Linked DNA regions of Homo sapiens: region 1 is linked to region 2. Evidence: chromatin contacts called from ENCODE Hi-C or POLR2A ChIA-PET data. All regions are on one chromosome and are shown on one strand. Each heading gives the region's core, a stretch centred on a gene start or an enhancer-like site at or near the end of the contact. The rest is flanking DNA. Distances are from core to core; before and after follow the strand shown.

What was found. Hi-C counts contacts between places; a loop is a spot of excess contacts on that map. ChIA-PET counts read pairs that join two places held with the same protein, here RNA polymerase II (POLR2A). Pooled maps may share reads with other maps.
Region 1: a loop to region 2 is called in a map of ascending aorta, with 3 times the contacts of the local background. The contact joins two enhancer-like sites. A Hi-C loop is called at or near these places in 3 of 168 maps with a recorded cell type or tissue (PC-3, ascending aorta and sigmoid colon), 1 of 37 single-sample maps with no recorded cell type and 4 of 50 pooled maps. POLR2A ChIA-PET finds 5 or more read pairs at or near these places in 7 of 52 experiments (AG04450, BJ, HEK293 and 4 more).

Annotation. Positions count from the first base shown.
Region 1 is chr9:92,504,564-92,507,990 of GRCh38, forward strand. The region is part of intron 5 of CENPP (centromere protein P); the gene reads left to right. ECM2 (extracellular matrix protein 2) reads right to left here. Exons shown (of 10, transcript NM_001393.4): 7 at 970-1,127. Among named protein-coding and RNA genes, the nearest start is that of MIR4670, 22 kb to the right of the region's middle. Within about 2 kb of position 1,873, at least 10 of the 41 ENCODE cell types and tissues checked have a DNase peak (open chromatin) inside an H3K27ac peak, as active enhancers do; they include ascending aorta, where a contact is called at or near this core.
Region 2 is chr9:92,462,248-92,465,673 of GRCh38, forward strand. All of the region lies in intron 5 of CENPP (centromere protein P), which reads left to right. It overlaps ASPN (asporin), which reads right to left. Exons shown (of 8, transcript NM_017680.6): 5 at 2,672-2,782. Among named protein-coding and RNA genes, the nearest start is that of ASPN, 19 kb to the right of the region's middle. Within about 2 kb of position 1,929, at least 2 of the 41 ENCODE cell types and tissues checked have a DNase peak (open chromatin) inside an H3K27ac peak, as active enhancers do; they include ascending aorta, where a contact is called at or near this core.

The DNA of each region.
Region 1 (3,427 bases), core at 623-3,122, 42 kb after region 2:
CTCTCTGTGTTGCCCAGGCTGGAGTGTAGTGGTACGATCCTAGCTTACTGCAGCCTCAAACTCCTGGGCTCAAGTGATCCTCCACCTCAGCCTCCTGAGCAGCTACGACTACAGGTGTGCACCACCATGACTGGCTATTTTTTTTTAATATATCTTTTAGAGACAAGGTCTCACTATGTTGCCCAGGCTACTCTCAAACTCCTGGCCTCAAGCCATCTTCCTGCCTCAGCCTCCCAGAGTGCTGGGATTACTGGCGTGAGCCACTGCACGGTCCACCTCAGTGTTTTTAACGCAGGAAATGAGGGGTGTTGACATTCATCAGCCAAAGACCCCCAGGAGCACATCCTGCAGCAAGGAGACCACACATCTGGGGACCTGTGGGGCATCTCTAGAGGATAATGAAGCAAGGCTGGGGTTTGGGGCCTGGAGTTAGTCACAGGACAGTTTTGGTAGGAACTGGGTGAAAACTTGTAAGCTACAGAGTTGCTGAAACAGTCAGAGGCCTTCTTTGTACAACACTTGTATCCATGCAAGTTACTGTTAGGTCAGAGTGTCTGTGGTTTTGCCTGGAATTTGTGAGTGGACACTCTGTTACGGTTAATACCTGTTTGAGCTTCTGTGATAAGCGTCACATTTCTAGATTGGGGCAGTTTACACTGTCTTGAGAGTCAGAGTACCTCATGGAAGTTGTGGTTTCATTTAAATTCTCAATTCATTTCTCCCATTTCCCCCAAGAGCTATCAGAAGTACCATTTTTCACTGTATCAGGTGTCTCTACTAGTAATTATAATTTCGATTCAGAATTTTGTATTGCTTGAAGAAAAAACAATGCTTAAATTACAGGAAATTCTGTATACAGCATGAAACTAGAGTTTAATTTACATCACAATAGTCTTAAAATATATTTTGTTGTAGTGTACCATATTTCAAATATAATACATTTAAAACACTAAAAAAATATATTGTTACCTCAATAGAACCAGGAAGACCCTGCGGTATAATTCTAAATTTATTTTTTCCCAGACGCAAGTAGGCTAGGCTCTTCAAAGGTTTGAAAGCTAAAGGATTGACATTGGCTTCACTGAGATTGTTTCCTTCCAATTCTAAGGTGACCAACTGATTTAAGTCTATAAAAAATAAAAGTATTAGAATATTAGGATAATTGAAAAACCATGCAAATTTTTGTAGCCTTTTGAAATGTCATGTGAAATGGCCGGTTTATTTGGAGGGCAAATACAGTTTTTTTTAAACCTTTGTATCCTCCTATAAAACCTTTTCTTAAGTACTTTGTACATCCCAGATGCTCAATTCAACCAGAACTAAATGCATGGTCCAGTAGTGAGGCAGACCTGAAAAAAATCATTGAAATGCTAGGTGCTAACAATATGTGTAAGGAACAGAAGCAAGAGAGAAGAGAGGGAGGGAGATAGGAAAGAGAGGCAGAGGAGTTTCCATAGAAATTGTGGTGGCTGAACAGGGATTTGGAATTCAGGTAGGAAAGGAATAGAAAGTTGTGGACAGTCATTGGAAACATTGCAAAGACATAGATGTATGAAGTGGCAGCATAATAGGCAATGGGGTGGGTAGAAGTTTAATGCAATGAATGATTTCTTTTTCTAGGACACAGAAAAGAACACTTTCCCTGGCTCACCCTCAGTCTCTGAACAAGGGAGTCAGAAGTAAACCAGAACAGTGAATTCCCATCATAGTTACTCACTTGTTGGCACAGAGTGCAGCCAAATGGAAGCTTTGAAAGAATGATGATCAAAAATTCTCCATGCATTCAGATTGAACTAGCAAGAAAGGCCTTTATACAAACAAATTTTTTCTACTTTGTTTCTACTAGTCTCAGGAGTGGTATGATCCAGGTCAAATGGAAGTTCTGTGCTGCAAAATGGACAGCTCAGCAATGATAATACCCAAAGGCATCTGAGTCAGAGGCTCAGGGTGTGGCCAAAATTCCCAGATTAGGGGATGTTTTCTATTCAACCCCCTTCATGGGCATTGCACCGAATGCCATGTGGGACTCCGTTCTGCTCTTAGGCAACAGCAAAGACGGTTGCATCAGGAATAGAAATAATAAATGCTGGAAGATTAAAAGAAGAAAAAGCAGTGTAGATGTGAGTGGTATGAAAGTGCCAGGCTCCTACAGACAGAAAGATTTAGATAGAAGTAGGAGGAACTTCCAAGCTGAAATAGCCAGCTGAGCACATGTAGGTGAAAGACCATGTGGGTTTGCTCAGGGAGAGAGGAGACTAGCCCTGGAGTGGCTGTGCACAGTGGAGTGAAGGTTGGTGCTCAGAGAGAAGTACACTGGGAGGGCCTTTTTTTACATTTTTTAAATTTTATTTTATTTTATTTAGAGACAGAGTCTTGCTCTGTCACCCAGGCTGGAGTGCAATAGCGTGGTCTTGGCTCACTGCAACCTCCGCCTCCCGGGTTCAAGCAATTCTCCTGCCTCAGCCTCCCGAGTATCTGGCATTGCAGGCCCCCACCACCACACTCAGCTAATTCTGGGAGGGCCTTTGCACCCTGGACAACAACGTCTGGCTCTCATTCTCTAGGCAGCAAGATGGGGATGGCAGGACAAGGGCCACATTTTACAAAGGTTAACCTGGTGGTGGTGCTCAGGATTAATGGAAGTGCTGAGCAACAGGAAGTAGCCAGGCCAGCCAGTAAATTGGGATAAGTGGTTATATTTCCTCATATTCTCTTTCATTTCCAAAACTAAAGGTACTGAGAATCTGACATCTTTCTCTAGTACATAGGTGAAGTTTTGAAATGCAGTGGAAGTTTTTCATTGAAAAATAGATAACAGAAATGAACTAGTGGCCATTACATGACTGAGAGAAAAAGAGAGAAACAGTGCAAATTCAGGACACTGTGTTTTCTTTTGCAATTATTCTCTGGTATATATAGGAAATAGGAGGTAACAGGAAATAGGATGGAGCTAGAGAACGTTTCTTGTAGGTGAGACTTGAGGTGGATGTTGAAAGGATTCATGGACAGGAAACAGGAAGTCTTCCATGGTGGGTGGTACCATGACAGGCTGTGGACATGGCAGGTGCCTCGATGTTCCTGGCAGGCAGCATCACATGGTCATCCACTAGAGCAGCCTCCAGGGCTCCTGATTTAGTTGTTTCAGTCATTAGTGACAACAAAAATGCTTTTAAAGCGTGCCTGGTTTTCCTCAGCTGTCCCTCCCTCCACCTTTCACACCTCTCTCTCAATTGTAAGTCCTTCCCTTTCTCCATAACACGTGTGCACATCTCAGGTGGACTCTGCTCCTCCTGCAGGTAAATTCCCTGCCCTTCAGCAAGGTGTGTGCAGCCCCTTGTGCTGCTCTTTGCTTGCCTTTCACCTTCACCGTGCCTGCTTGCAGCTCCCACAGTATCCCAAATTGTCTCATTTATTTGCATCTTTGTGC
Region 2 (3,426 bases), core at 679-3,178:
GATTACAGGCATGAGCCACTGTGCCTGGCTCTATTCTTTCAATTAGCAGTAGTTTTTGTGTAAGCTAAGTGTATCTGTAGTACCCCCGCACATGGCAGGTGCCCAGTGAATAATCGTTCTTTCTCTTCTCAACGGGGCATATCCTGACCCCCACTCTCCCCAAATGAACTGAAGCTGGAATGAAAGGGACTGACCAGAAGATTCCATCAAACCTCATTTTGTTAGCCCTATATACAAAGTATTATTTGTCAACCCAAGTATCTGGTTAGCTAGCTGGAAAATGCTCTCCTTTTTTCAAGTCTTGATGAAATATTTCCCTTCTATATTAGCAATAAAGACGGATGAAGATAATTGAAACATCTTTATGAATAGCAATAATAGTTTCCATGACTGAATTTATTTTGATAACAGAATCTATTTTGAATTTTAAAATAAATAAACTAGGGAGCAGAAAAATAATTCTTCTAAACTGAGAAGGTTCTAATTTCTTGAATTTTGATTAATTGAGCTTAATTGTATTTATGGAATGATTATGTGGACCCTCCAGTATGTAAGGTAAAGGTTCTGTCCTCAAAGACATTATTTGCTAATTTAGAGCAGATCCATCATACATACAAAAATCACTAGAAAAATAGCTGGTGCAACGTGCCAGCGAATCTAGAATAGGTTGTACAAAGTTGGAAGAGAATAATCTCTGGGAGAGGACTTGTAGAAGTTGAGGGAACTGTTGTGTCCCTTAGGAAATGGGGAAGGTGGGTAACCAGAGAGAAGATTGAAGTGTAGCCTCTAGGATAAAACGAGCAGAGGTGTGAATTTGGCAGAAGCTCAGTAACTGCTGACAAATGTTAGCACACTTTTGTACCGGAATTTCTGTTCCCACCCTGTCTTCAAACAGGTCTCCCCTCTTCCCCACATAATATTATGCAGTAGAACTTCCTGAACGAATAGGAAAGAAGACATTTTCATCCTGTCCACATGATAACTTGTTGGGTCTGGTAAGGACCCTCAGGATACCTGCATCCTTTCATCTTGCCACAGGGGGTAATACTGACTGGATTATGCCATGCAGGCAGTCAGCTTTCACAGGTTAGTGAATTCTGAATGTCAAGGGGATTTGAAGGAATAGTTATTTAAGTTGAGAGATTTGATTCCAATTTAAATTTCTAAAGATTCCTTTTGGCTTTGAAAGAATCTTGAAAACTCATGAGAAGTTAAACCTTTACTTTTAAGATACACTTTGAAATTTAAATAGAATTTTGCAGTGTAGGAAAGACTTTTGGTGTGAACATAAAGAATGGCCATGTCAGGAGATGTGGCCTGGAACAGCAGCTCCCTCCTCCAGCCCTGTAGGCTGTCCTCCTCTCCTCCCTCTACCTTCCTCTTTTCCTTGTCTTCACTCTCCTTTACTGGATGTTATCTTCCAGCAGATGAAAGGGATTTTATATGTTTAACTTATTGGGTAGCATTTGCATTTTTTGTTGTTTTTCTAAAATGGGAAGGTAAATGTAACATTTTTGGTTTCTTGTAGAAAAACATCCACCTCCTTTAAAGCTACACTGAGGTGTTTTTTTGGATTTGTATAGTTCTGAATTAAACTGTTGTTTTCCTGGATAGAAAAGTTATTTTTCCTCTTTTACTTTAGATGATCTTTAGGTGACCTAAGTGAAAGGTCACCTCTTGATTAATAATAACAGCTTTACTGTGTCTTTTAAATTATCTGTATATGTTTGTTTTATTGATCTTCTGGATCAGGTGAGTAGATTAGAGGGGGTCGTGATGAAGTTGCTGCTTTAACTCATGGATACTGAAAGACGGAGCTGTTGGAAAGTAAAAATATGTTGTTAATCATAGGGGTTATTTTTGGCCCAGTTAGTCATCAAAGCAAAGAGAGCATGTGCCCTTGTTGGGAATAAGGAAAGCAAGACTTTGAGCAAGAGTTCCAAGAAAGGCAATCCTATGCAGCTAATCATCAGACAGGGAGCTTGGAAGTAATGGGTTAGAACACTGGTCATCTGGCAGACTTAAGGAGCATTCTACTTGAGGTGCTAGCCTTGGGTCACACAAAGCCATGATAAAGAGCACAGTGCTCATCTTGGTAATGATTATGTCACAGGTGGTCACTTCCTACGTGCTGGATGTTGTCCTCAGACCTTTCTGTGTATTGGCCCATTAGTCTTCACAGTACACCTGGGAAGAAGCTGGGTACAAAATGCCTTGCCTTGAATGGCATGTCCATTCCTGCCAGAGCCAGGGGCTGCCCAGTCTGGGCTCATAGGCTTCACCTCAAACTGTGGCTAAATGCCTGGGGACAGGGTCTCTTGCCCCATCTATCTTTCTCTGCTTTCTTCTGTATAGAATTCTCTACCTCTAACAGGTACTGCACAGAATGACAGGTATAAATGAGTAAATGTCAGGAAAGAGAAGGAAAACTAAAAGTTCATTGCTTCTTAATGTTTATTCTTAGTGGAGTAAAAAAAATTGTGGCTTAATTCTGTCAGGAAAAAGGCACTACATATGGCATTTTATGTGTGTGTAGACTATATTGACCAGATTTACTGGTGCAAAGATTTCTAGTTGCAGTGTATACTGCACAGTTTACAATATTAGATTGAATCGTTATTGAAAGGTGACAACTTTAAAATACCATATCTTAGATAAAGTAAATACAAACCTTTAGGAACTGAGGTCAGTTTTGCTTCTGCAATTCTGATATGGAACACCGTCACCCCTTCAAATGCCCCTGGCTCTATCCCATTATTATCAAGAGGGTTTGCACTCATTTCTGTCAGGGGAGAATGACATGACTTAGCACACATAGGTTGTATATAAAGGAAACTCACAGTGCAGAGAGACACATCCCAAGAATGAATATCCCAAGAAGCGTGAGCTTCATCCTTTAGGCTCATTTTCACTCGGTATATCTGCTTCTGTCTATCTACTGTCCTTTCTGTCAGCATCAGAAAAATACGGCTTTGTATTATGTAAACTGGAATATATGAGAAGTTCACTATTTTTCACTTTGAATTACCATATCAGTGACATTTTCACTCTCCTCCAACCATGAGCACAATTAAGGTTTTGTTATTGTAATAGTGCATCAAAAAAGATCATCCTTCATATAATCCAAAATGTTTATGTTTTTCTGTGTACATTTTTGTGTCTTAAACTTTTTTTAAATTGTAAGTCAATTAGAAATTGTTGTTTTGTTAGCAGAAATATAACCTTGAAGAAATGCCAGTAAGTGAGGCCAGGCACTTGGTTGAATTAAATGAATAAATGAATTAGTATCTTGGTTATGAATTTTGAATGGATATTATAGGGAGATGGCATGGTTATATGATAGGTGTCAGAAATAAAATCAGGTAGAGTTTTAAATATAAGACAAAAAATTCCTCACATCGATAATCTTAAAGCAGATAACCAAAT